7 separate regions of the Mus musculus genome follow, and all the other regions are linked to region 4. A link is a loop called in an ENCODE intact Hi-C map of the cell type or tissue named here. Cell type or tissue: left cerebral cortex. All regions are shown on one strand. Region 1 overlaps Med13l (mediator complex subunit 13-like). Region 2 has its middle 38 kb from the start of Gm46942. Region 3 has its middle 2.3 kb from the start of Gm25076. Region 4 holds the start of Med13l (mediator complex subunit 13-like). Region 5 has its middle 12 kb from the start of Gm25076. Region 6 has its middle 28 kb from the start of Gm46942. Region 7 has its middle 8.6 kb from the start of Gm30657.

The links. Hi-C counts contacts between places; a loop is a spot of excess contacts. Peaks named below come from ENCODE experiments on the same cell type or tissue, not always from the same donor. Only the 100,000 strongest peaks of a DNase experiment are listed, where the experiment ranks them.
Region 1: a loop joins it to region 4, with 2.1 times the contacts of the local background. A loop is called at or near these places in 3 of 42 quality-filtered maps.
Region 2: a loop joins it to region 4, with 2.2 times the contacts of the local background. A loop is called at or near these places in 19 of 42 quality-filtered maps.
Region 3: a loop joins it to region 4, with 2.6 times the contacts of the local background. A loop is called at or near these places in 10 of 42 quality-filtered maps.
Region 5: it touches region 4 in a loop (2.6-fold over the local background); 11 of 42 quality-filtered maps call a loop at or near these places.
Region 6: a loop joins it to region 4, with 8 times the contacts of the local background. A loop is called at or near these places in 19 of 42 quality-filtered maps.
Region 7: a loop joins it to region 4, with 4 times the contacts of the local background. A loop is called at or near these places in 9 of 42 quality-filtered maps.

What each region holds. Positions count from the first base shown.
Region 1 is chr5:118,652,743-118,656,742 of GRCm38, forward strand. All of the region lies in intron 2 of Med13l (mediator complex subunit 13-like), which reads left to right. Among named protein-coding and RNA genes, the nearest start is that of Med13l, 94 kb to the left of the region's middle. In left cerebral cortex, a CTCF peak has its summit at 2,463; DNase peaks (open chromatin) are centred at 209 and 2,447.
Region 2 is chr5:118,319,894-118,323,893 of GRCm38, forward strand. No RefSeq gene overlaps it. Among named protein-coding and RNA genes, the nearest start is that of Gm46942, 38 kb to the right of the region's middle. In left cerebral cortex, no CTCF peak of the experiment used is centred here; a DNase peak (open chromatin) is centred at 2,083.
Region 3 is chr5:118,266,761-118,270,760 of GRCm38, forward strand. No RefSeq gene overlaps it. Among named protein-coding and RNA genes, the nearest start is that of Gm25076, 2.3 kb to the left of the region's middle. In left cerebral cortex, a CTCF peak has its summit at 2,432 (motif pointing right); a DNase peak (open chromatin) is centred at 2,448; H3K4me3 peaks cover 241 bases.
Region 4 is chr5:118,558,526-118,562,525 of GRCm38, forward strand. It overlaps Med13l (mediator complex subunit 13-like), which reads left to right and starts at 2,194. Exons shown (of 31, transcript NM_172424.4): 1 at 2,194-2,332. The coding sequence starts at 2,261. In left cerebral cortex, CTCF peaks have their summits at 1,602 and 2,427; DNase peaks (open chromatin) are centred at 1,362, 1,640, 2,298, 2,670 and 1 more place; H3K4me3 peaks cover 2,836 bases; H3K27ac peaks cover 1,759 bases.
Region 5 is chr5:118,276,757-118,280,756 of GRCm38, forward strand. No RefSeq gene overlaps it. Among named protein-coding and RNA genes, the nearest start is that of Gm25076, 12 kb to the left of the region's middle. In left cerebral cortex, a CTCF peak has its summit at 1,578 (motif pointing right); no DNase peak of the experiment used is centred here.
Region 6 is chr5:118,330,201-118,334,200 of GRCm38, forward strand. No RefSeq gene overlaps it. Among named protein-coding and RNA genes, the nearest start is that of Gm46942, 28 kb to the right of the region's middle. In left cerebral cortex, CTCF peaks have their summits at 1,534 (motif pointing right), 1,738 and 3,396 (motif pointing left); DNase peaks (open chromatin) are centred at 1,306, 1,516 and 1,889; H3K4me3 peaks cover 1,027 bases; H3K27ac peaks cover 1,622 bases.
Region 7 is chr5:118,420,171-118,424,170 of GRCm38, forward strand. No RefSeq gene overlaps it. Among named protein-coding and RNA genes, the nearest start is that of Gm30657, 8.6 kb to the left of the region's middle. In left cerebral cortex, no CTCF peak of the experiment used is centred here; a DNase peak (open chromatin) is centred at 2,184; H3K4me3 peaks cover 429 bases; H3K27ac peaks cover 2,159 bases.

The DNA of each region.
Region 1 (4,000 bases), 94 kb after region 4:
TTGACTTAGAGCATTGCTTCTGTGTTGCGTCACAGTTTCCAGTTGGTGACTACAGTGGCCCTGGACTGTGACCCACCCACACCTGTCCACAGAGATGCCCAGGAAAGCAGCAGGCCCGCGTCCCCTGCTCTGCTGATCGGTTCCTTTCACTTAGCCTTGTGACCAGCAGACAGTTGCAGAGTCTGTTCGTGCGTTGTGTTCCCAAAGGGAAGCACGGTGGCTTTATTTTCAGTGTGCATTGATGTGGCTGAGTAACACTTGCCTTACTCACTCTGACACCCAGCGGGGAGGAACGCAGCATCCATTAAATCTGTCTTTAGTCTTTCTCCAAAAACCAAACCAAGCCGGGTGTGGTGGCACACGCCTTTAATCCCAGCACTTGGGAGGCAGAGGCAGGCGGATTTCTGAGTTCGAGGCCAGCCTGGTCTACAAAGTGAGTTCCAGGACAGCCAGGGCTATACAGAGAAACCCTGTCTCAAAAAAAAAACCAAAAAAAAAGAAAAAAACCAAAAAAAAAAAAAAAAAAAAAAAAAAACCCAAACCAACCCCAAATGAACTTTCTCCAGGCTTGGACAGCGTCCTAAGCTCTACAGTTAGCTTCACAGAACCAAGTATGGTGATGCATGCCTATAATCAGCTAGCACTCTGGAGGTAGAGGTAGGATTAAGAAGCGTCATCTTCAGTAGTGTACGGAATTTGAGACCAGCCTGGGTATGTGAGGACCCTCCCACCCCCAAACAAGCAAGCAAAGAAGCACACCCCAAGCCCTTCTCCAACCTTTTTTTGCAAGATTCTCTTTGAAGTGTGTTCTGTTGCACAGTCTGAGAAAGCAGACACTCAAGTGTATGGCCCCAGAGCCAGCTGTCCCTTGATGTACTCAGGAGATGCTTTCTCTGCCATCCTCTAGGGAGCTTGTGGTAATTGTAACCTAGTGGGGCTGTGGGCGTTAGAGAGGTCCTGTATGCTGAGAATGTCACCACTGTCACCTCTTGTTAAGTGCTTACTCTACCAGCCGCAAACAGGACAGAGGACAGACTAAGTGTGGGCAAGCCGTAGTTAGTGGTTTGGTATTAGCCACTTATGTCCAGAGTTTAGCCATTAGTGCTGATCTTAGACTTATCTGGCCAAGAACAGACCTGTTCATTCTAAAGTAGAGTTCTGAAGTAGTCGGAACCCACTGGCAAAGCCTGCCACCAAATGAGCTAATATGTTAGCAGGCAGGGAAAGGCCCATTTGTATGTGTGAAGAATAAACAGTTTGGATGTTCATACTTCCAATAAAGACACAGTAAAGAGAGGTTTTACTTAAAAATCAAAACAAAACAAACAAACAAACAACCCAGAATATTCCAGCATGTGATGAACAAGATGACAGACTTGATTTAAATAATCATTGCTTTAAAAGTGTCATTTTGTTTTTTATGTACACGGATATATGAATTGTGCAAGCTTGACCTTAAAAAACAAGTGGCAATAATAGTAGGAGGTTTTGGTTGTTTTCCCTTTGAAGTAGGGTCTCGCTCTGAAGCTCAGGTACCTTGAACATCTGTAGCCACATGTCTGGCCAGCCCCAAGCAGCTACAGCCCTATTTCTAGATGTACTTGTTTGATAAGAGGGAACATTTGCTCAGAAGTGTTTGAGTGCCACTGTTTACCAGGCCCTGGGGATGAAGCCAAGCGAAAATCTGAACCTGATTTGTGGATTTTAAGCTCTAGTAGGGGAGTTTGATAAAGAAGTCAGCCACGGGCATAAAGTATGTCGTATGCTAGAGGGTGGTGTGGAGAGCCAAGCACAGGGGTGTGACTGCCATTCTGAACTTTCCAGACCTTCTACTTTCAGGAGAGTCCCCTGCAAGGTAGACACACAATTCTCAGTGTGCTTCAGGATGAGAGGACGACAGCCATAGAGCTACTCTGTCTAACTTCGAGAGAACAGAAGAGGGGTGGGCTGGGTGTCAGGAGACAGTTCAGTGAGCTGTGCTGAGCTGCAAGTGATGGGCGGGCTCCAAGTGGAGGAATTGGGAGACCTTAGCCACCATACCGAGCCCGACCGATCGACCAACCGACCGACTGGCCAGGCTGCTAGTGAAGCAGGCCAGCAGGCAGGATGATGCTGGTGAGTGCATGTGGCCCGCAAAGCTGTGTGTCTAGGATGCTGAGAAGCAGGCATGGTCTTCCATCGTGAAGGTGAAGCTGGCTGCTTAGATGGAGAGTGAGATGGTACAGAAAATTGCCACACTCACTGGCACTGGTCAATCGGGTTGTTCTGTTCTGTTTTCCTTTTTATAGAAATAATGTGGAAAACCTGGTTACTAAGGGATAACTTTATTTATATATTTTCCGTATTAGACCATTCATATTTTTTACATGTAAAGCTCTTTGTGTATCCTGTTTATATAGGTCAGATTTCTACAAGTGAAGAAGGAGGCACATAATACAGTGTGCTGCCGCCACCTAATGTTTGCTGCTTGCCTGCATTCCTTTCATGTGTGTGATCACAGCTGGCCTCCAGCCTCCATAATGGTTTGAATACAGAATGGTAGCAAATTAATTGGGGTTTATTTAATTGCCCTCATATTAGGCTCCTGTATGGATACTTAGCATGTTAATTGAATTGTATAGAAATAAGGTTGTGAGTTGAAGATTAATTTTATTGACATCTTGATCTCTATTAAATTCAATTCAATGGATATGTATTTGTTTTGATCAGCCCTATTGTCTGTCTGTTCTCATGGTTATTATGTTCGGATGGGTAGAGGACACATTTAAAACAACACAGTAAACAAACAGGAAAACAATTAGCAGACAAGGGAAGCAAACAGGACAGCAGGCATTGCTCTTCTGTAAACGGAGCTGTGGTAGAGTAGCAGAGCAGTGTGTGAGGTGACGGGATTGCACTGTGACAACTGTGCCACGGCAGCTACTGCTCCTGCTGGACAGCAAGGAATCACAGGCACGTCTGACTGCCCCAGTGTGGGAAGACAGTTGCTCTGAGGGTTTGTTCTGGACTGCTTCTTGTGATCATCCGTTTTCTGCATTCCTTTTACCAGCAGGTGAGAACTGAGTAGGTTGGTTTGCCGTTCACCTCAAGACATGCCCTTATCCAGGAAGCTCCTCTAATTAATATTGCCAAGAGTGGCATTTCAGAGGGACAAAGCAGTTTGGGTTCTACCTGCTGTAGTGTCACATTCCTGCCAGTGACAGTGTCACTCTAGCTGGAGTACTAAAAGTCACCTGTATCAGAAATAGCAATGCCAGCCCCATGCCAAAAGAAGGGCTTAGATATTTCTCAGATGCTCGCTTCCTTGAGTAATGTTCTGGGCATTGGGCATGCAGCTTTGAAACAAAGCGGGGAAACTCTGGTTTGCAGTGAGCTCTCATCTAAGCTGGACGGTGAGCCAGCCTGTGGTCAGTGCTCCAGGACAAATCAAGGAAGGAAATGAGAGAGCAGCATGTTTGGAAACAGGCAGCTTTGCTTGTGGTATGCAAGATTTCCTGTTGAGGCATACTTCATTTCCAATCGAATTGTAAAGTATTGTTTTGCCAGGCGTGGTGTACGTACTCCCAGCATTCTGGAGGCAGAGGCAGAGGAGCTCAGTGAGTTTGAGGTCAAGCTAGTTTGGTTTACATTGTGAGCTCCAGGACTACATAGAGAGACCCAGTCTCAAAAGCAAAAGACAAAACCATCAATAAAACACTCAAAAATGTATGTACATTAACCATAGCTATCCTCTCTGCCAGCGAGAGCTGCCAGGGTTAAGATGTCTGTTCAGCAGATGGCAGAGCATGCCCACCCGGCTTTCTACTCTTTCCCGGTACCGCATGAAATAAACAAATGACCGCCATGTTTCCTGTTCTGAAGGAGAGTGATATCAGTTGAGAAATATTTTTCAAAATAATACTTCATGATAACTTTACACACATTATTGAGTCTGGTTTTAATATTTCCTTTTCCCTTTAAATCCGAAAGAAGCATCCTAGATCAGAGATTTGGTTCATGT
Region 2 (4,000 bases), 240 kb before region 4:
GTGAGGTTTAGACTTCCAGATGACAGAGAGGAGGGGGAGAAGATGACAAAGTGGTACAGGCCTGCCATTGTAGCTTTTGGGAGGTTGAGGCAAGAGGATCATGAGTTTGGGGCTAGCCTGGGCTACAAAACAAGACCCCCCCCACACACACACTCCCATGGATTGAATAGTTCAGACAATGGGGTGCTTCTAGCACTTAGGACTATGGGGTTCCATTCCCAGCAATGCGTAATGTAGCTGTGGTTTGGCACACTCAGAAGGAAGAAGCAGGAAAATTAATCAAGGTCAGTCCCGGCTACCTGGTGAGTTTGAGGCTAGCCTGGTCTACATGAGCCTGTGTCTGGGAAGGAAAGTGAGCAAGCTGGTGAGCACCATGGACGATGAAGCGACTCTGACTCTGGTTCCTCAGCCAGTCCCTCAGAGTCCTTCCCATGCCACCCAGAGCCTCTCTAAAATCACAGTGGCTGTAATTGCTAAGAGCTAAGAAGTGGGCATGGTCCCCGCGTATCCTCTACGGACATCAAAACAGGGTCCCCCAAGATGCAGGACACCCAAGATTCAAACTCAAGACCCCATGGGCCCAGAGAGCTGGCTCTTGAGCCCCCTGTCACTTACCCTATTGGCAGGCACTGGCCCGACCCTGTGCTCTGGCAGCCTGGGACACCCCCACCCCCTTATAAATGCTCTGGACGCTTTGTGGCTCTAGTGTCTCCTGCAGTGCCTGGCCCTCCACAGTACTTTCTCCACTGTCTGCTGACCACATTCCTGTACTGTCCTCTGATGGAGCCAGCTTAGGGTCACCTCTTTAAAAGGACTCTTAAATCCTAGTGCCCCAGTGCAGAAGTCACTCCTCAAGATCCATACCCTCCAGCCATTGTCACAACAGTCACAGTTGCTGTTTGGAGGTTGACAGCCGTTGTCAGGACCGTACCACACACACTCAACACTGATTTAGTTGTGTTGGTTTGTTTTGAGGCGGGGGGGGGGTGTGTTGGGGAGGAATCTCACTATGTAGCCCAGGCTAGCCTCCCATAGGCCTCCTGCCTCAACCTCCAGAGTCCTAGGACCACAGGTCTGTACCACCACACAGGTGGTGCCAGCAAGATGGATCGGTGGGTAAAGGCACTTACAGCCAAGCCCGGTGACCCAGGTTCAATCCCTAGATTCCTTGTGGTGTAAGAAGAGAACAATATCCCACAAGTTGTCTTCTGACCTCCGTACACAAAGTAAATGTAATACACATTTTAAACAAACAAAACACTTAGGAAAGCTCAACTTCTGGAATCTTCCATGGACTAATTTTGGGTCATGTACCTTGACCACCTAGTAATTGGGATCAGGAAAAGAAAGAGTATGGATTCGTGGAGTCTGTCCCCTCCTGGGTTTCACTGCTGTGTTGGTGTTCAAGCGGGAGAGATGGAGTATGACGAGGCTCACCCATAATCCTAGAATCGAAAGGTGGAGGCAGGAAGATCTGGAGTTCAAGGTCATCCTTAGCTACATAGTTAGTTTAGGGCTAGCCTGGGCTACATGAGATGCAGTCTTAAAACAAACAAACAAACAAAAAATGGGAACACTGGAGGTAGGGGCCACTAGCTACCTCTAGACTCTCAGGAAGTCAGAGAACTATGTCCCTAGTCCCTCAGGGAGACCAACTCTTTCTGACACCTTGGACCTCCAGACCCAGAAGAGGACAATCCCATGTTGTTTTGAGTGGCCACAAAGTCTGTGGCCACTTGTTGCAGCTGCTTCAGGAGAGCCCTCCAGCTGGACGAGGGCCTGTCAACTGTGTGTGCAGTAAGTTGCTCAGAGCCAGCCTGTGTCCCTGATCCAGAGGAGACCTCAATGGCCCTCTCTGCCAGGTCAGCTGCCCATGCGTGCCCCAGGTGGCTTCTGTAGCCCTCCCACTCCAGGTCCACAGGAAGGCCTCCCGTCTCCCTCCAGAAGTGCCATTCAGATGAATGGCTGCTTTGTGTCCGGATAAGGAATGATTGTTTCCAGTGATGTCTGCATCTCCATGGCAACGTTCCTACACACTGTACATTGACTTGGATTTTTCCAGTCGTGTACGTCTTGGGAGCATCCGTCTGTGACTGCGGCCTCAGTCTTCACTGGCGGTGGGGGGCGAGACGACGGGGAGACGGGGAGTGCTTCCTGTCTGCCAGAATGTACGTGGGATGAAGCCATGGAAAGAGAGCCTCAGGCTTCAGAATGTCAGCCCCAGCTGCTGCCTGTGACCTTGAACAATCTGCCCATCCCCGTACTCTCTGGACCTTTTGCTGGATGATAAAGAACTCTTGTCTGTGCTAACATCCGACACGCCCAAGACAGATGTGGGACAGATGTTGCTTTACTATTTTTTTTAAACCATTTGTGTGTGTACTTGTGTAGATGCACATGTGGGCCCATAGTGTATAGAGGTCAGGCTTAGGTGCTGCTTTTTTGGAGTCTCCATCTTGATTTTTTTTTTTTTTTTTTTTTTTTTGAGACAGGGCCCCTTTGTCGGTTTTGTCCTCACTGCCTCAGTCAGACTGGTTGAACTTGGAGCCCCAGAGCCCCCCAAGGGTGTCAGATCTCATTATGGCTGGCAGTGTGGTCGCGTTTACACAGGCTCACAGCGTGTCGCCACCAACCGGAGCTATGTTACACTGTGATGACCAGACAGCTATCACGTCATCAGGTGACAGATGCCGTCCAGCTCTTGGAGGATCATGGTGACACATGCATCCCAGGTTGACTGAGCCTTGCTCCTGCCCAGTGCCTGACAGAGTGCTGCCCTGTCTGTCCAGTATTTCTGTTCTTCATGGCTTGCACAGTGTCCTAATGGTTCCCTTCTCCCGCTTGCCACCCCTGTGGGTTTTCTTTGTCCAAGGATCTAGGTCCACACCTGCTGGCAAGCCCTTCCTCTGCACAGTTCTAGATCTTTCTTCCAGTCTGCCTTTATGGAACCGTTTTGCAGCAGTGCAGTTAGACAGGCCTGTGTGCTCAGTTAATGTCACTGCCAGCCATCTTGAAATCATGTGTGTGTGTGTTTGTGTGTGTGTGTGGTTGTACACAAGTGCATGTGCATTTACATGCATGTGTGTATGTGTCTGTGTGCACACAAATGTATGTGCACACATGTAGGCACACATGCCCATGTATGTATGAACATGGGTAAGTGTGTGTTATCCAGGACTATCCTGAGTCAATCTGCCACCACCTTTGGCAGCTCAGCTGGGCATGCTTACCAATGATCATCACGGCTGGGCCTGCTGATTGCTTACCTTCTTCCCTCATGGAAGGAGGGGCAGCAGGGTCACAGGGCTCCTACCTGAGTATCCCACAACCCTCCCAACCAGTTGTTTGCAGTTCTTCCCTAACTGCACGTGGTATTGGGTAGGGACTCAAGCAGCAGTATTCAACCCGTAGGTTGCAACCCCTTTGGCAAGCCTGTCTCCAAAAATACTTACATTATGATTCACATAGCAGCAAAAGTTAGTTTTATAGCTGGGGGGGGGGGGTCACCACAGCATAAGGAACTGTATTAAAGGGTCACAGCATTAGGAAGGTTGAGAGCCATTGGCCTAGAAGGTATGGATGGAGGTTGGGGGAGGAAGAGGGGAAGAGAAGGGACTCTATCTACCCAGCTGCTGGCAAACCACTGTTGTTGCTGGGTGCAGACCTTCCAATGTGGCAGCTTGAAGGTTACCCACTCTCCTGTCTGTAACACCTCATCGATGCTTTGTGGGTTAGCCTCATAACTCATTGGCTTCCTGGATGAACTGAAATGGGCTTGCAGCTCAGTTTGTCTTTGGGCCCTCAGGAGGAGGGGTAGGTGGTGTTTATGTCTTTCCCAGGGAAGACATCTTAGCAACAGTACTTGTTTGCAGGTGTGCGCACCTGTGTCTGGTGTGTACCTGTGTCTGGTGTGTACCTGTGTCTGGTGTGCACCTGTGTCTGGTATGCTCCTGTGTCAGGTGTGTACCTGTGTCTGGTGTGTACCTGTGCCTGGTGTGCT
Region 3 (4,000 bases), 290 kb before region 4:
GGAGTGGAGGCAAGAAGGCCATATTTGAGATGCCTCCTGCCTGGGGCCATAATATGCGAATGAGAGATAGCATTCCTGAGACCACTCCTGAGATAACCCCAGACACCCCAGAGACCCTGGGCACCTCTAAGAGGAGCAAGTGGTGGAGAAATGAAAAAGAAAGAAGGGTGTGGGTACAATGAAGAGAGGCTGAACTGGAGATTTAAGGGTATCGGGGAACAGCCTGATGTGAGTAACCGGTGATGTACCATCTGGGACCATGGTGGGATCCTGGCCTGTGCTGCCACCAGGAACCATGTCTGGGTCCGTGGCCCTGTAGTAACGGGTCTGCTACCACCAATGGCCAGGCCGATGTCCCTGGTCTGACAGGTTGATGTCTGAGGGTTATGCAGAACCGGCCCCACCCCTCACCTGATCATCATGGCAGAGCTGGTCCTCTAAGGGGGATATGGGAGTAGCGGCCCTGACCCTGCCCTTAGCCAGCTGCAGTGCTTGGGAGAGCAGGCCCATACACTGCAGGAGTTGCGGGTGAGCTGGCCCAAGGATGTGAGCGTAGGAGAGCAGACCCTGACACTTATCTTCCTTGTGGTGACATGGATAAGGGACTGATCCCCTCCCCTCTTTGCTCTCAGCACCTGAGGAGAGCTGTCCCTGCCCCTCACCTGCTGCAGCTCTCAGGAGAGCAAGCCCCCACACCTCACCTGGACAGCACAGTGGAGCTGACCCTGATGGCCAGGGCTCAGGTGAACTGGCCCCAAGGGTGTGAGCACGGGGGAGCTGGCCCAGCAATTTTTTCCCCCTTTGGTTTTTCAAGACAGGGTTTCTCTGTATAGCCCTGGCTGTCCTGGAACTCACTTTGTATGTAGACCAGGCTGGCCTCCAACTCAGAAATCCGCCTGCCTCTGCCTCCCAAGTGCTGAGATTAAAGGCGTGTGCCACCAGTGCCCGGCTCCAGCAACTTTTTTGTGGTGTGGCAACTTGGGTGAGGGAGAGATGCCCTCCTCCCTCACCTACCCTCACCCCTTGCCACCTATGGCCCCAGGGTCGTGAAAGTGGGAGAACTGGTCCTGTCCCTCACCAGCTGCAATGCTCAGGAAATTGGGCCCTGCATCTCCCCTGGGTAGCAAGGTAGAGCTGGCCAGGATTGCAGGGGTTGCTGGTGAGTCGGTTCTGAGCAGGAGAGCCAGTGGACTGACTGAGCAGCTCTGCTACTTCTAGGGCCCAGATCCAGGGCTTTGAGTTGGCTCACCCCAACATCTACCGTCATTGATGAACTGCCGGGGTGCACAAAGGGGCCAGTCCTACAGATCCAAACTTCAGGATCTCCATGACACAGGGCAACAGCAGGCTATCTGAGAGGCGTCCCAGTGAGGAATCAGCATTGATAGAGTAATGGAAGTCAGAGAGGCCTCTTATCAGACTGATGAATTCTTGCAATGAACATTTGCAAGCAAAGACGTGTGGACAAGAGGGTACACTGTGTGACACTGGGACACACTACAGCTTCTAAGAAGAGGTTTTTTTCTCTGCTGGGGGTGGGTCGAAAGGGTATAGGCTGGGTATGAGAGAGGAGGGGGACACGAGTGGGACTGGGGTGCATAATGTGAAATTTACAAAGAAACTAATAAAACTTTAAAAAAAAAAATGGTACTGGTGTGATGGCTCAGCAGTTAAGAGGACTTGCTGCTTCCAGAGGACCTGGGTTTGATTCTCAGCACCCACACGGTGACTCACAGCCATCTGTAAGTCGATCGGGTTCCAATACTCTCTTCTACCCTGTATGTACTAGGCATGAACATGGTAAACCCACATACATGTAGACAAAAGACCATACCGATAAAAATAAATCTTTGAAATTTCAAAATAAAAAAAGGTCCAAGGCAGGCTCCAGGGACCAACATCTTTCTGAAGAGGTAGCATGGGGAAAGGCAGATGTATACCTGGGGCAGTGCCTGTCGCCCGTCCGACCCCCATCAGCTAGGGCCTCAGTCACATGGTGGATTTTTAAAAGTTTCGGGAACTTCTGTGTAAGGGTGTCCCTAAAAGTTCCTTAGCAGCCTCTGTTTGGAGCTATGCTGGCTCCTATAGGCTTATGCAGCGCCCTTCCCCCGTGCTGAACACAAACCTTCCGGGTGGGTGTGAATCTGGACGGCCCTTCAGACTAAGCTCCTTGGGCTCCATCCTGGCATCCAAACCTGCCTAGGTTTTTTGCCTGAAGTCTGAGCTTAGCGCTAACCCAAGACAAATAGTGTCAAGGCAGCTCACCCGTCGGTTCGGCTGATTTATTTGACACAAATAAGCTCGCTGACCTGATTTAGCCTTGCGGGGGACCACAGACCAAGTCAGGCATGATCTTAAGGCTCTTGCTATTTGGCTGCAGCCAACGCGGCTCAGTGCTGGTGGCTGACGGCACGCACAGTGGTAGTTGCTGACTTTGCCACTTGGTGGCGCCAGTTGCATAGGTTTTTTTTCTATCCCTGGTGTGAGCCTGGTGTTGACTGCGGATCAGACTTCCCCAGGATGCCGCCAAAACAATGACTATGGGTAGAGAGCTATCTGGTGGCAGCAGCAAATCAGGACTCCTTCCTAGACCTGGCATTTTGGGGGGACCAGGGCCCTCAGAGGAGGAAATAAACCTGCTGGCGATGAGCTACTGTCTCTCGGCGCCCCCCTTCTCAGCCTCGGTCCCGGCCAGGACAAAGCATAGGTAGATCTTCTTAGCCATCCTTCAGTGACAGGGATTAGGAGCACGAAGGGACCATTCCCACTACGCCTTCTCTGAGGTGTTCATCGCTTTGATCTCCTAGGTGGAAGAAGATACCGACTCTCTGTGGTTCTTCTCCGTTCAAGGTCACACACAAACCATCTGCCTGGTGAGAAATCCAGACCAGGTGTCTCCAGGTATCTCCGGAGGGCACCTCGTGAGCATGCCCTGTGCGACATGGTGCTAAATAGGTCGCTTATGATTCAACTGCCACCCACCCTCCTGACCTAGGTAGGTCTTCTCATCTCTGTTTTATGGACACAAATTCAGGGGAGATTTGCACTGGCTTCCTGGCGTTAGCCAGGGGTACCCTCCACTGGGAAGACAGCTCCTGCTATATGGGAAGTGGGGTCCCTAGGAGTAGCAGGTTAGGTGTTTGCCCTGAAATTGGCCTGGGATTGGGACTATTGTTTAAGCAAAAGTTTACACTAAAAAGGTTTTTTTTTTTTTAGAAAAAAAAAAGACATTATTCATTATTTTTAGTTGTGTGTGTGTGTACAAGTGCAGGTTCCCACGGAGGTTAGAGGCCCTGGAGGCCCTGGAGCTAAGTCCCAGACAGTTTTTAGCCACCTGACATAGGCACTAGGAATAGAAACTGGGTCCTCTTCTACTCTTGACCACTGGACCTTCTCTCCAGCCTCCTTTTCTATCCCCTGGTCCTCGACTGTCCTAGAAGGGGAACTTAGCATTTTAGGCCAGCTCTGACAAGTGGCTGCATCTTACAGTCCTGTGGTCCTTGTCATAGGCTGAGTTGTGAGTCCCCAAAGTCCTAAGTTGCAACCTTAGCCCCATATTGTTTTTTAGGAGGGAGGGCCTTTAAGGAAATGATCGATGGGTGGGTGGGTCGATTCAATAAGTAAAGGCTCTTGCTGCCAAGCCTGACAACACGATTGTGACCCCTGGGACCCACATGGTGGAAGGAGAGAAACCACTCCCAATAAGTTATCTTCTGTGTACAGTGGCACACCTATACATAAACACATGCTAGGAAAATCATTGTGATTTTAAAATAGGAAGGAGAAGAAGGAGAAGAAGAAGAAGAAGAAAAAGAAGAAGAAGAAGAAGAAGAAGAAGCTGAATTCAGAGGAAGCACTATGATAAGCCTAGCTCAGTGTCCTTACAGGAAGAGAGAAAGAGAGAGGGAGGGGGAGAGGGAGGGGAAGGAGAGAACGCTGCAGACATCATCGGATCCCTGTAGCATCTTTGCTAGCCTCTGATTCTGCATGCTGCTTTTCC
Region 4 (4,000 bases):
TTATTTATTTTATTAGAAATGCTAGCATTCCTAATCTGTAAACTGTTTTTCTTGTTTTTTAAAAGATTTATTATTATATATATATAAATAAGCACACGATAGCTGTCTTCAGACACACCAGAAGAGAGAAAGTCAGATCTCATTACGAGTGGTTGTGAGCCACCAAGTGGTTGCTGGGATTTGAACTCAGGACCTTGGGAAGAGCAGTCAGTGCTCTTAACTGCTGAGCCAAATCTCCAGCCCTGTAAACTGTTTCTTATTTGTTTGGTTTTGCTTCTGTGCAGCATCCCACCCCCCTTTTCCTTCCCCTTATGACTTGCTTAGACTGTGACCAGCTCATAGCCTTTTGCCTACGCGTGTGATGAGTATGCGTGGATTCTGGGTGTGATGGACCATCTGACTGCTCAGGTCTCAGTAATACCACATGTGTGCATAAAGTGTCGGGCAACTCCCCCTTGTAACCCTTCCCCCAATAGCATCTTAACGGAAATGTGTGACCTTGGCTTGAGGTCAGCAGGTCAGCAATTAGGATTTGCTTTGGACAGATTAGAAAATGAGGCATAGTTAAACTTTGCTGGGCAGGGTCACAGCTAGGTGTAGCAGAGCCAGCTCCTGGCATCCTCTCCAGAGCCTCCTGAATTCAGATAGTTCAGGAGTTGAGCCACTCAGTAACTGGGACCTTGGGGATGCTATTGCACCCCGATTCTGAGGACTCTGTGAAATGACCTATGTGTTCGGGCCACCTTCATTCCAGGGTTTAAGGTTTGTGGTAGTCTCAAAACTCCATTCATATGTCAGATTTGTGCCCGCTTTATTTTGCTTCCACCGCTCTTTCCAGCGTTTTACTCTTCCTTTGTTTCTTGGAGACAGTGTGTAGACCAGGCTGGCCTGGAACTCATAGAGATACGCCTGCCTAATTCTACCTCTTTCCAAGTCAACTTTCTCCCTTTCTCTATTTCCACGACGAAAAGTCCTGGAAGGCAGTCTCCGGCATCAGCACTTCTCCCAGTCCCATTACTCTCTGAAGAAGGGATGCTGGTTATTATTGACCGCTTGGAGCTGGAGGAAGGGCCTGCTCCCCTCCACATAGCCCAGTGTGAATGTGGCACCTAAGAGCGCTGGGATCATCTATGTAAGGAATGCCTGCGTGCACGCACAGAGTGGGCGCCAAGGGCTCCAGCAGCCGGGATGCTTTAGGAGCTCAGCGCTCGGGAGGCAGTGAGTCCCGAGCCCTGGCTTCCCGATGCCTGGGTTCGAATCCCGCGACCCCGGGCAAGCACCTCGCTCGCTGCCTTTGTGTCTCTTTGAGTCCTACTCCTCCGCCCGGTGCGCTGCGGCAGGCAGGCCGGCGGGCGGTCGCGCGCGAGGTTTCGAGGAGGAGACACTCCTCGGCTCGCTCGGCCAGGCCGGGCCGGCCCACGCCGCTCCTCGGGGACCCGAGATGCTCCCCCAGGGGGGCTCGGAGGCCGCTCCGGGGAAGCCGCGGCCCTCTTCGGCCCGCGCCCGACGCGCGCCCGCGCCCAGGGCGGGGCGTCCACGCAGCCCCGGCGTCCCACGGCCGCCCGCACCTCTTTCTCTTCCCTCCCTGGCTCCGTCACCCCGCTCCGAGAGGGCCGCGCTCGCTCGGCTCAGCAGCGCCTCCCGCGAGCCACCACCGCCGCCGCCGCCGCCGCCGCCGCGGCCCCTCCCCCGCCCCCCGCGCGGCCGGCGCCCGTCACGTGACGCGCCGCAGCCAATGGCGGGCCGAGCCGCGGTCGGCGGCCGCCATTGCTGTCAGAGCGAGCGAGCCCGGGGAGGGAGGAGAAGCGCGGCCGACTGGGGAGGAGGGGGGGGGTGGGGAGGAAGAGGAAGGAGGGGACGGCGCTCGGCTGCCGGGGTCGCCCGCTGGCTTCGTCCGCACCCCCCCCTTCGCGGGCTCGCGCAGCGGCGGCGGCGGCGGCGGCGGCTCGGGGCGGCTGCGGGGCTCGCGTGCCTCCCGCGCCGGCGCGGCCGAGGGCGAGTCGCCCGCCGGCTTGGAGATAAACAAGGCGGCCGACGAGGCGGCGAGGCGGAGGCGGAGGCGGCGGCCCTGCGCGACAGAGGCGGGCGGCGTTGCCGGCCCGCGCCCCCCGCCGCCGCCGTCGTCGCCGTCGTCGCCACCGCCGCCCTCGGGCCTCCCGCGCGGGCCTCGCGCCCCTGGTGCCCGGGAGCCGCCGCCGCCGCCGCCCGGCCCGGCCCGCTCCGACATGCCCCGCTCTGGCGGCCGGGCTCGCGGAGGACCATGACCGCCGCGGCGAACTGGGTAGCGAACGGGGCGAGCCTGGAGGATTGTCACTCCAACCTCTTCTCGCTGGTGAGTGGCGGGGCGGGGGGGAGCCCGGGTTGGGGGGCGCGACCTCCCCGCCGCGCAACTTTCTCCTCCCGGAGCCCTGGCGGCGTCGGCGAGCGCGGCGCCCGGCGTGGACGTGCGTGGGGAAGTCGGGGCGCTGCGGACGCCGGGGCGCGCTCGGAGCGCCCACCTCCGTGGCAATCACACCCCCTCCCCTCCCCTTCCCCCCTTATTTTCTTTTTTTTTCTTTTTTCTCCTCCTTCCCCGAAATGTGGAAGGCTTTTCTGCCTTGTGCAGCCGCCGGCGCGGGTGAGCTGCAGGCTCGTCCTCTCTCTCTCTCTCTCTCCCGATCGGATCGGCTGCTCTCCCACTCGCCGGCGTCTGCCTTCTGATTTTTTCTTTCTCTCTTCCTCTGTTTCTCCGTTTTTTTCCCTTTTTTTTCCTTTTAATATTTCCACAATGACACCTGCGATTTCGCCCGAAAACAGTTGATGGAAGGCGATGGTGTCAGGGAAAAGGACTCTGGCAGCCGGAGCTCGCTCGCGCCGTTGTAAACACGGACAGCCGCCCGCCTCTCGGGGTTTACTACGCCGGAGAGCGGGAGAGCCATTGCTCGGAGCCCACGGAAGGTGGAGGAAGCTGCTGCTCCTCGCTCTCCTCCGCTGCCTTTAAAAACTGTTTTCTCTGCTTTAACAAGGAACACACACACACACACACACACACACACACGAGCAACAAGCTGGGCGGTTTGATAACATCGCTTTTATCTGCCTTCGCCTCTCCTCTCTCCCGCTCTCGCCTCTGATAATTGACAACTTTTGCTTTGGAAGTGCATCGCCTGCCTTAATCTCGAACCATTTAGGGTGTCAATTGTTCTTCTGGAAGCCTGGCACCGGGCGACGGCGGCTCGATTCGTCGAAATTAAAAATGTATAGAGCTCCAGCAACTCTTTCCTGGCGGTGGCAGTGACATTTGGTGGTAAATGCCATCTTTGCTTTTTATTGGGTCGTATTACCTAGCTCTGAAAACATTCGCGTTGTTAAACCCGGCGCTTACGCTGATAATGGGAGTGCATGGTCTTTAAATACGCGCTTTGTGCCTGAGTTACTGTGTGTGTGTAGCTATGTGCCCGGGAGAGTACGAATTTGTTTAAATATTGAGCAAAGATTTGTAAACAGATGTAAGGCAATTATGTTTCAAGCGTAGAATATAATTGGAAAATTGGTTGAACGGCCTATTTAATTTAGCCTTAAAAACTCAACTTATTTTAGTTGTGTGCCCAATTTTGGTGGGGAGGGTGCTGGGGGGGAGGGTGCTGACTTTTGGAGAGCATGCATTTATTGCAAATTATTTTCTGGAACCCCTGCTGCAGATAGAAGCTTTATTTCCTTTTAGTCCTTGTTTACACTGGATAAATAATTTAGTGTTCAAATTGTAATTAGTTACATTTAATTATGGGTGGCATAGATGCTTTTTCTCCCCTTGGAGACTAGTGGAGAAAGAGGAATTGTTGCCAACTTTGGAAGTGTCATTCTGTTTTCATGCTGATGAAGAAATCAAGCATGATTTTGGCCTACAAAGACACAGGAGTGACACAGTCCCCCTGCTCCCACTCTTGTAAGCAGGCTGATTCCTGATCACCCCGAATTTTATCCTGAGGCTGTTTCGAGGTTCAGTTAGAAGTTGGGGGTC
Region 5 (4,000 bases), 280 kb before region 4:
CTCCTAGGCCAGAGATTCGAGCCCAGCTGGAGGCCCTCTGCCTGCCTTAAGGGTAAAAATGCTTGGCCTGAAAGTCTGTCGTGCCCGAGGTCTGTAACCACTGGCCAGCCTGGCCCTCCTTCCTTCGGCATTCGAGGAAAGCCCGCTGTCTGGTTGAGTGAGCGCCGCTATAAATCACAGTGTCACCACTTAGCCAGCCAGAGTGATTTAATTAATCTGTTGTGCTGTCCCCTGAGTATTGCTTCACCTGACTGCTAATCAACCCCCATCAGCAGGAGGAAAATGAAGACCCCCCTTTTCTTTGAACTGAAAAAGATGAAGGAGGAGAGGGCAGGGGAGGGGGGAGTGAATTGTGAAGTGCTGGTGGTGGTGGGGTACCCCAACTGTCACAGGACCAGTCTCTGTTTGGTATCTGTAGCCTCCTCTTATATATCCACTGGCCTTCCAGTCTCCGTTGAGTTGCAGGAGAGGGACACTTTTTTAGTGATATTAATATAGAAATCATTTATTGTCCGCCTCTATTTATCAGACATAATATCTTGCCTTGAGATCTGTGACAGCTTGCATATTGCAAAAAAACCTGAGGGAGGTCTGTGCTTTGATCAAGCGTGTGCCTGTGCGCACACACCGTTCATTGATAACCAGGGTATAGGCACCACTCAGGCAGAGGATTTTGACAGATGACCACCCCAATTCCTGTCACAGGCAAGCCGAATACATGCAAACCACAGTCTGTCATGTGAAGAGGCGGGACTTAGCAGTGTAACACTTTAAAGGTGACATGAGCTCCAAATCCAAGGTCCTGGAAGCCCGAAGAGAGTACCTTTGACTCTTTACGAATGGCTCCATTTTACAGATAGGAGAAACTGAGGCTGACCAGGAGAAGGGAAGTTCCCAAGTAACTTCAGGCTGTAGAGTCTTTGGAAAGAACCCATCCCATGGCAGAAGCCTCTTAAAAGAAATTCATAGAAAGTCTTTTGGCAAAACAAATACCAAAGAAAGAAAAGAAAGGAATAGAAAGAAAGAGAGAGAGAAAGAAGGAGAGCAAGCAAGCAGCAACAACAACTCTCTCCTTTGATACGACAACAGGAGGTCTTTTATCAGTTACACCAAGACTTGGATTTGTCCAAATCACAGTCTGCTCTCGCCACGCCCTTGCACACGGAAGTGGAGTTCCCTCCCTCCCTGCTGATGTAGGAGGGTGTTAAACCTATCAAGACAGGGTGAGGACAGCGTTCACTTGCCTGGGAACATTCCTCGTACAGACGTGTTGGGCATCACAGAGGTCCACTGTACTACAATAGATAGACGTGTCTTTTAAAAGAAGAGAAGCTCAGAAGGGAGCACGGGGTGTGTGGACTGCATGTGGCTTGCCCGGCATCTTGGGAGGTGAGTCCACACACAGTCACATCTTAGGCGCTGTGAACGCTGGGCCAGCGCCGTTCTAGAACTTGAGATGGGAGCGGAGTGACTGACATACGGTGGTAGAAAGTCAGAGCCTGCTTGCAGCCCAACGTACCCTTGGTAGAAAGAGGGGTGCAGAGTTCCAGGGGTGTGCTTTGCTGGTCCTCCCAACACAAGGGGGCACTACAACCCCTCTCCCTCTGTGTGAGCTCCTGGCTTCTCTAGGAATAGGCATCTTCCTGCCTGGGGAGAGGAGAGGGCGTTAGGGTTACCCATGCCCAAGTGCATGGGCATCCCAGGGAGCATGTCTCTCTCTAGCAGAGGAGAAGCCAAGACCAGCCTGCCAGCATCCCGTGGCTGAATATGGAGTCTGCAGGGGGCTTGAATTCTGCCATACCTATGCGCCCGCCCTCCTCAGTTTCCTTCTCTGCCCATCCACAGAATGGGTATTAAAGTAATCCGGGGCCGGCCCGATGGCTTAGCAGGTAAAGGTGCTTGTTACCAATCCTGGTGACTTGATTTCATTTCCCGGAGCCCTCATGGTGGAAGGAGAGAATGGGATTTCCGCAAGTTCCCTCCAACCTCCACCACGTGAGTTACGTGACTCAGGCCCTGCTTCCTACCCCATTAATAAGTGCATATTTAAAATAATTAAGAATAAAGTGATATGAAACAATAGACACAGAAGACTCCAGAGGAGCACGAGGTTCAAAGGAGACGCCAAACTGATGCGGTTTCTTCTTCATCCCTCGAGTCTACAAAGTAGGACTTCCATCTCCAGGTTCTCACTGGCCATAAAGTGTCCTCCAGACTGACTCTGGCCCCCAGGGACTAGCCAGGCAGTCATTGATGTGTTTGTTTATTTCTCCGTACAATTTGGAAGCATCTGTTCCTACATTTTCAAGCTTGTGGACTGGAAGAGCCCTAAGAGGTTGCTTTTGGAGGCCTGCGCATGTGTAATTGGAGGCAGAGTGCTTCTGCCTGCCTTTCTCTGTTCAGAAGCGTTCCATTTGAAAGAGAAGGTGCCGCTATTGCACCCAAGGGTTACACTGCGTGTAAACAGGTGTGCACTGAGCTTGAATGTAAGAAACGGCAGAACATTGCGGAAAATTGTAAGCAAAGATCTGTGTGAATTAGATTAAAACCCAGTGTGTGTGTGTGTGGTGGTGGTGGTGGGGGAGACAGGAGCGGGGGCAGCCTCCGTCTGCATCCACACTCTGTAATCCTGTTAATTTTTTCCCATTCAGTCTTTTTCTTGTAATATAGATAATGAAGTAGGTGCTAGAGGCTTACAGAGAATAGGTGGGTAAATATATTTATTCCAAAAAATGTATACTAGTTGAATACACCCATGATCTCAGCCCGTGAGAGCTGAAGGCAGCAGGGTCAAGAGTTCAAAACAACAGAGAGGGTTTGTGGCCCCATCAAGAGTTTGAGGCTGACCTGGGCAACCTAAGACCCTGTGTCAACAAAACCAAATAACAAAAAGTACCGAAGGTTGGACATGGTGGTCCATATCTGTAAATCCAACACTGGGACACAGACCCAGGGCAGGGGGAATCACAGGTTTGAGACCATCCTGAGCTACCTAGTGAGACCCAGTCTCAGTAAACCAAACCACCCAAACCAAAAGAGACAGATAGCATCCCAGAGACACACAAAGCAAGCATTAGCTGAACATCTGTGCTGCTCGGGGCTACATTTATATTATACCAAGTGGTATAGAGACCATGAACTTCTTCACTGGGTACCACCAGAAGCAGATCAACACAGGATGTAGTCACTGTAGGTGTTGGCCGTCACTGTGAGCCAATTTACATTATCGGGGACCATAAAGTGGGTGGCCTGGGAAGGGTTTACAAGGAAGGAGATTAGCAGATAGGAAGAAGGGATTCCACCAAGGTCAGAAGAGGAGGGAAGAGGAAAACCAAGGTTTCCATAGTCTGTGGTGAGTGGTGTGCAGATTCTACACATGTACGGTCGCACTGCCTCCCCCAGCATCTAGGGAGTGCTAGCCTGTGCTTACAGATGAAGATCTCAGATGTAGCTGGATCAGCCAAGGCTGATCAGCCAAGGTCATGGGCTAAGGAATAGAGGATGGCTGTTCCCAGGTCTGCTGGTCTCAGCTCTCCCAAGCACCCTGCTTGGTGTGGTTTGGAGGTAGACAGATGAAGCTGGTGGGTCGGGGGAGGGCAGGCTGCAGAGGACTTTTAATGCTGTGATGCAGAGAAGGGACAGATTCCTGTAGGCAGTGGGAGGCCAGCAGAGGTTTTTAAGTGGATATTGATTCTGTTACCAATGGGAGATGGATGGGAGAAATACCCTGTGTGGGGCCTGGAGCCACGACCACCCATCAGCTCCCCATGCTGTCTGCCAGCCACCCAGCTGATAGGACCAGATTCTGGGGAGGAACCCAGGGAGGACTCCAATCTCTGGGGAGGACTCCAAACTCTGGGGAGGACTCCAGACTCTGCCAGCCACCCAGCTGATACGACCAGACTCTGGGGAGGACTCCAGACTCCAGGGAGGATTCCAGAATCCAGGGAGGTCTCCAGACTCTGGGGAGGACTGCCCCTTCTGTATCCCACTGACAGGA
Region 6 (4,000 bases), 230 kb before region 4:
TGATACCATTTGGCCCTCTTCTCTCCTGTAATGACCCCTTCCTCAATAACTTGACCTCCTCTTTGCACTCTCTTATGTCCCCCGCATTAGCTCGGGGACCTATGTCATGGATGCGCTCGGAACTTTCACTGGGAGCAAAGAGTTTAACTGCTTCAGCCTTTGCGTTGTCAGATGTCCCTGGTACTGATGCTGGTGTGGGCTATGATTCCTAGTTTGTGTCAAGAGGAATCCAGCTTGTCTCAGGTAGTCCTCAGTTCCTCTGGAGCATGACAGCAAAGCAATCAGGAACATGGAGATACCCTAAATGAAGAAAAATATTTCCTCCCTTCCTCTCTCCTGCCCTTCCATCTTCCTTTCTTTTATTCTTTAAAAAAAAAAATCCCTAAACAGTTTCATATAAATCACTGGATAGATTCCTGTTACGTTTCTAAGAAGCAGGTCGAATGGACAGACGCTGTGCCCATCGGACAGATAGATAAACCGAGGTGCCAGTCAGAGCTCCTCCACAAGGAGTAAAACAAAGTATCTGGGTGAGGCAGAGAAGGCCCAGTTGGTGACTGAATTCTCACTAACCCACTCCTGGATGTGAACTTGCTCCTTCACTGGCCCCTCCTCAAACCATTTGCTAATTGCTCTTTCCCCTTCAGGAAGAATGACAAGCACAGATTGTCTCTAAGCCCCGCGGTTCAACCTCTTGAGATCTAGTGACTATTACTGCCTCTTTACACACCGTGGGAAACTGAGGCTTGGGGGGGGGGGAAGACAATTTGCCCGAGGTTTGGGGAGCGGGAGGGGCGGGGGGGGGGGGGAGCTGATGTCAGGCTGCAGGCCCAGAACTCTTGTGGCTTCTATTCTTTGTATCTTCCTTCTTTGAGACCAGACTGACATCAAGCTATGTAAAGTTGAACTTCTGATCCTCCTGCCTCTACCTCCCAGTGCTAGGAAGATAGGTATGTTTCCGCTATGCCCTGTTTATATGACATTCGGGAATCGAACCCAGGACTTCATGCATGTTGGGTAAGTGCTCTATCAGCTGACGTACATCTCCAGACACTTGGGGCTCCTGTTCATTCTGTGGCGATAAATATATCACTTCCACGAGGTCTAGACTGGGCAAGTGGACATGCAGAAAGAGCGTGTACTGCCCGCCAGGCCCACGCGCGACCTTCCATCCCACCTGCCTTAGGGGCTACTGTGGAATCCGAAAGAAATGGAGGCCGCGGAGTCACGTGGTTAGCTGATGCTGGTGTGGCTGCCTGCGGGGAAACCAAGCCCGGGCTTTGCCTGGTGATACCATCTGGTTTGTCTTTTCTGCACGTGGGAGCCCTGCTGTCCCTGAGGATGAATAATGGGGACAGGGAGTCTCAGGTCACCTAGCCACAGAGCACTTCTCCAGCGACTTGGCTCATGATCTTAACCACAAATCCGGGGGCCAGGATGAGGGGGACTATCGTCCCATCCATCTGAGAGGTGGGGAGAGGGACCCAGGGCCCCGGAATCCCACTGGAGACGCTACTGTCATCACAGGATGGGCAGCAGGTGGCGCCACGGCCCTGGTTTAACAAGGACAGTGGGCTGGAGGAAAAGGGGAGGGGGGGGGAATCCAGTATGAGAAGCTAGTGGAAAACAAGGACTTAAATGAACAATTTGTTCCAAAACATTTGCCTTGTAACGGGGTCATCTATAAACTCTGGGGTTTCCTGTTTGCAGTGGAGCAGGCTGGCCGGCGGGTGGTCTCCGTATTCCCTGCAGCCAGGGAGACTCTTTTGAAGGCTGGCTCAAGAGCTCAGGTCCTCTTCTCCACCCTCTGGGCCAGACTGGCTCTGAAATTTCCCAGCTTTTGTGCCCTTAAGTGAGATCCGGTGGCGGAAGCCGCCGGCGGCAGCAGCAGCAGCAGCGGCGGCGGTGGCGGCAGCGATCCGTCCTGCGATCCACTTTCCAGAACGTTAGGTTCCAAACACTGGGAGGAGGGCGGGCTGAACTCCGAAGTCATTTCCAGAGGAGAGGCGGACTCTGATCTCTGCCTACCCTCTGCCGTCGGCCTTGTGCCAAGGCAATAAAACGAGGGAAAACAATAAAATAAAAGAGGTGAAGGTGGCCGTCTGAGGGAGCTGCTGCGGTCACTGTGGCTGCGGAGGGAGATGCTTGGTCTCAAGCCCAGGCCTGGTTATTTGGGGCACAGAGGTGACATGACTTTCCGCTATTGGAATCACTTCATCATAGGCTCCGGGGCAGCCAGACAGGGTGGGGGCTAGGGGTGGGGGCTGTAAATCAAGTTGTCGTTGAGCCATGTGACCTGCGATGGGCATTTAATGTCTGTGAATGTCAGTTTCCTGTGTAGATAACTGGTGAACGGTAAACCCTGCCACGCCAGGAGTGATGCTCACAGATTACTTATAGCAGGGTCTTGGGTACCTCCGGAGGAGGTAAGCAAGTCTATCTTCTGTTGTTGAGAGCCAACAGGTTGTCCACATAGGCCACCACAGGGCTGGAAGCATTGAAGGGAAGGTAACTTACACAAAAACACCTTTGCTCATCTAATACAGGCATATATGACAGTGTCCTGCAAGATGACAGAGTAGAAAGTCCCTGTTACCTAGAGACAGTGGCTTAGTGTCTGTTGTACACACTGGTGAAGAAGCCCAGAGCTTCTGCTAGACAGCGAAGTGCTTAGTGCCCATTTGACCTTGACAAAGTGCCAATTTATGCATTCATGCATTTAAATTATTATTTTGAAGGGTTTTGTTGTTTTTCGTTTTTGTTTTTTGTTTCCTTTTGAGAAAACTATGTAGCCCTGTCTGGTCTGGCACTCAGAGATCCTCCTGCCTCCGCCTCTAAACTGCAGTGCTGAGATTAAAGGTGTGCGACACCACGGTTAGTTTTTGTTTGTCTGTTTGCTTGCCTGCTTGGTTCCTCTTTGGGAACAGATGTATACCACCCATCCCGGTGCCAACAACAAATCCCGGGCTCCTTCCATGCTAGGCACCTGAGCTGCAGTGCTCTGCCTCTATAAGCAAACATGGACTGTAGGGTTACCATGCCTTATGCCAGCAGTGGCTGGATATACATGCAGGGTAGCTTGGCTGGGCCTAGTGGCAGACACTTGTAATCCTAGCACATGGGAAGCTGAGGAAGAGGATGGTGAGTTCAAGGCCAGCTTGGTCTACATAATAAGATACTAGCTTAAAAAAAAGTCATGGCAGTGTGTGTGTGTGTGTGTGTGTGTGTGTGTGTGTGTGTGTGATATCTCAGAGATTAAGAGCACTCTCTAGTCTTCCAGAGGACCCGAATTCAGATCCCACACCCACATGACACCTTACAACAATATACGGCTTCAATTTTAGGGAACTGTCACCCTCTTCTGCCCTCTGTGGGCACTGCACACATGTGCACACACCATACATGCAGGCAAACACGAAAATAAGTCTAAAGTAAAGGCCAGCTTGGTGACTCAGAGCACCAAGATTTGTGGAAACACACCTTTACCTCATGTGGATATGTGTCTGTTGCCCACCAGCCTTACAAATATAGAGAATCATGTTTTCTCACCAGGAGAGCCAAGCCAGAAGTTTAGTTGGCACCACATAAAGAAGGAAGCAGCTATAAATTGGGCTCCTAGCTGGGATAGAGGTTGTAGGGACTGTAGGGGCCACAACTCAGCTGCATGACCTCAGTTTCCAGGCCTCAGTTTCCTCATTTGCCCAAGAGCAGTATGTGGTGGACACAAGGAACTACTGATTCAAAGGTCTGTGTCTTAGGGAGTGTTTTACTGTTGTGAACAGACACCATGACCAAGGCAAGTCTTATAAGGACAACATTTAATTGGGGCTGGCTTACAGGTTCAGAGGTTCAGTCCATTATCATCAAGGCAGGGGCATGGTAGCATCCACGCAGGCATGGTGCAGGAGGAGCTAAGAGTTCTACATCTTTGTCTGAAGGTTGCTAGGAGAAGACTGGCTTCTAGGCAGGAAGGATGAGGATCTTAAAGCCCATGCCCTCT
Region 7 (4,000 bases), 140 kb before region 4:
CATGAAGCACATTTATATGCCTTCAGGCAAAACACTTGTGCACACAAAATAAAAACAAATAAATCTTCTTTTCTTTCTTTTTAAATAAAGATGAGGAACAAGAAAGAGAAAGAGGAGGAGGAGGAAGAGGAGGAGGAGGAGAGGGGGAGAAGGAGGGGGAAGAGAAGGAGGAGGGGAGGAGGAAGAGGGGGCAGAGAAAGAGAAGGAGGAGGAGGAGGAAGGAGGAGGAGAAAGAAGGGGAGGAGTAGGAAGAGGAGGAGGAGGAGGAGGAGGAGAAGGAGAAGGAGAAGAAGAAGAGGAGGAGGAGGAGGAGGAGGAGGAGGAGGATGAGGAGGAGGAAGAAGAAGAAGAAGAAGAAGAAGAAGAAGAAGAAGAAGAAGAAGAAGAAGAAGAAGAAGAAGAAGACTGGGAATGAAATGCCAAGTGCCAGTTAGTCAGCTTTCTGTTGCTATGTAAACAAACAAACAAAAACACCAAATTAGTTGTCTTGTGAATAGAAAAGGTTGGAGTTAAGGGTTCTAATCTACACACACTATGAGAGTAGGCAGTGGGGAAGAAACTGCTTGCCTATGACAGGGAGCAGAAGAGGGGAGCAAAGGCCTGGAGTACCATGATCCTGACTTGAAGACCTCCCATGGGGTTCCACTATCTCCTAATAACACCAACCTTTAAGACATGGTCCTTTCAGGGCCTTAAAAGAACAAAACAACAACAACAACAAAAACCAAAACAGGTCCTGGGGCTGGAGAGATGGCTCAGGAGATCACTGGCTGTTCTTTCAGAGGACCCAAGTCCAATTTCCAGCAGCCATGTGACAGCTCACAACTGTCTGTAACTTCAGTTCCAAGGAATCAGAGAATCTCACTCAAATACACACACATGCAGGCAAAACACCAATGCACATACATTCTTCATCTTCATCATCATCATCATCATCATCATCATCATCATCATCATCATAATAATAACAGTCCCAGAGCTGAGCTTAACCAACGTGGCTCACAGGAAGCTAGCACCAAGCTAAGGGTAAAGGGTCATTATTGTGACCTGAAGTGCTGGCTTTCCCTCCCTCTCCCCCTCTCCCTCCTCCTCCCCTCCCCCTTCCCCTCCCCCTCCCCTCCCTCTTTCTTTCTCTCTTTCTCTCTTTCTCTCTTCCTCTCTCTCTCTCTCTCTCTCTCTCTTTCTTTCTTTCTCCCTCTCTCTCTTTCTCCCTTTCTCTCTTTCTTTCTTTCTTTCTTTCTTTCTTTCTTTCTTTCTTTCTTTCTTTCTTTCTTTCTTTCTTTCAGCTTTCTGCCAGGCAGTGGTGGTGCATGCCTTTAATCCTAGCACTTGGGAGGCAGAGGCAGGTGGAATTCTGAGTTCAAGGCCAGCCTGGTCTATAAAGTGAGTTCCAGGATAGCCAGGGCTATACAGAGAAACCCTGTCTCTAAAAACCAAAAACCAAAAACCAAAACAAAACAAAACAAAAAAACAAACAAACAAAAAAAAAAAAACCAAACAAACCAACACCAAAACCTTTCTATTGATCCTCCGTATATTTCACATCATGCACCCTCATCCCACTCATGCCCCCCTCTCCTCATACCTGCCCTCTACCCTTGCAACCTCTCCTCTAGCAGAGGGGCAAGAAAAATCTAACACTGGTTTTCTTGTTCAAGCATTTCAACTTCACAGTCACCTGTGTTCCCATAGGAGTATGCATATCCCCAGCTGGGCTCTAGGAAAGCCCCACCAGGCCCTGGCTTCACCAGACCCTGCAAGAGCCAAGGAGCGTAGAGGAGCTCTCGCCCCACCTGAGGCAGGCTTGCTCCTCTGGGTCAGCTCCGCAACTGGAGAGGGGACAAAGCCCTTTCTGTATTTTTGTAGGAGACAGAGCTTGCCAAAGAGCTCACCCTCCACAACCCCCACCCTGCCACGAGGCGGGGGGGGGGGGTGACGTCCAGGGGGCCGGTCTAACAAGTGGCAGAAGAATTTATGGGTCCTTCTGCCCTCCCTGCACCCCGTGTTCTTTTCTCTGTTCCAGGCTGGACTCTACCCGTCTCCTTCTCTGCCTTCCCTTCTCCTTGCACCTTCCCTCATGTTAATTATATTAGTTGCCATGGAAACTGTGATGTCATTGGCACGGGAGGGCTCAATGACATCCAAAAGCACAGTTTACAGCGTGGCTTGAAATGTATTCCATGGCTTGCAGCCTTGGCGTGTGTTGGGGGGTGGGAGGGGAGGAGTTACGTGGCGATTATATCTCAGGCACCATCTGGGCATGCCGGTGGGAAGTGTCAGGAAAGGTGGTTGGCTGGAAGGTGGTTACTTGTGGATTTTCCAGAATCCCAGACCCTGCGGGGGTCTCTTTACCCTTGGAGAATAAGCAGGATACCTCGAATGTTATAAAGAGTTCTGACTTGGCTCTGACCAACCCTCTTCGTGGTACCACACCCCACTGCTGCCCCAATTTGGAACATTAAATCGTTCCTGCTCCAAGTGGCACCCCCAACGTGGTTCATGCCAAGCGGCTGTGCATGCCTGCCGTGTGCACACGTGAGCACATGCCTACGGACCTCAGAGCTGAGCTGGTAGGGTGAAGATGTCATGCGCCGCCCGTGGTGGGGCACACGAGGATTAGCACACGTGCGCACGTGTACACACGTGCTCACCCATCTGGACTTCATTAGGGAAGATCCCATGGCCAATCTTCCTCCAGTCCTCCCCAGCATGGTTCACTTTTTCTGTGGGTCAAGGGCAGAATGGAGCTGAGTGGTACTAGGATGCCCAGATATCTTCCTCCGGGCCTGGAAGCTCCCAGGACTGTTCTGTATCCCTGGACCAGAAGCAGAGTGGATGTCCTCAGAGGGAGGTGAGAGCCACAGGCTCGATTGCTCCCCCAGGTTCTTGTGGCTATGTTCTCATTATCTGCCATGCCACTCAGGGCAAGCTGAGAGCTCTGGAAACATGCTCTGCAAAAGACAAGTGCCAACCCCCCCCCGGGGGGGGGGTGTCCCTTGTGAAGTCTGAAGTCTTTTGACTGAGATCAGCACGGTCAGAGGCTTGGAAGGTGGGAGGCAGTTGGGGACAGCAGGTCCTCTGCTCTGTCTTTCAGGGCTTTAGGTCCCCCATGCTCCCAGATCACCAAACTCCCTTTGCTCCAAATGTGATCGTTAAACCATCAGGAGGCCCCGGGCATGCTCACCAGCCAATTTTGGCCGGCCGGCCGTAGGAAAGGATGATGGCCTGACCCTATTGGACTAAACTGAACATGAGCAATGAGAAATGGGGCCCACCAGGCACAATACAGAACTGACTGGGGAGTCCCCAAGGGCTTCTTTCGGCCCATCTACTTCAGCTTCTGGCTCTTCTCATAGGAACTCCCAGCTTCCCTCAAGCCCTACTGTCAAGAGAGGCCATGTTCTCCTCACTACAAAGCCAATTCACCAGAGATGGGATTTCTGAACTACAAAGAGATCAGAAGTCAACCTGTATGTATTCAGTCTCATCCTCCACCGCGTGGCCCTAGGGATTGAACTCAGGTCTCCTTACTCTCCGAACCACCTTGCCAGCCTCTTGGAAGGTTTCTTCTCCTGATATGAGGAGGTGGCCTAGTGGGAAGGAGGATGAGGTGGATTCAGGCAGAGAGGACAGGGGAGAGAGCGAGGGATGTAGGAGCCGAAGACCACAGCTTCCTCGGAATGATGAAGGGCAGCCCCTTGGCTTCGCCACATAGCAGCTCCAGAGATGGTTCTAGGGATCAACCTGGCATACACTATCACGCACCCTGTGCCCAGAAAACCCTGGGACCACACTGCTGTGACACCACCAGCCACAACAACACACATAGTACTGGGAAGCTATGGGGATTGGGGAAATCAAAGTGCCTTGGATGAGGAAGAGCAAAGGTGTTTCCCCCTCCCCACTCCAGGAGGCTGCCCTCCCCCAGGGGACCCTTCAGGCATATCTGGAGATACATTGGGTTGTCACAACAGGGCTACTTTCCTACTAAAAATCTAAT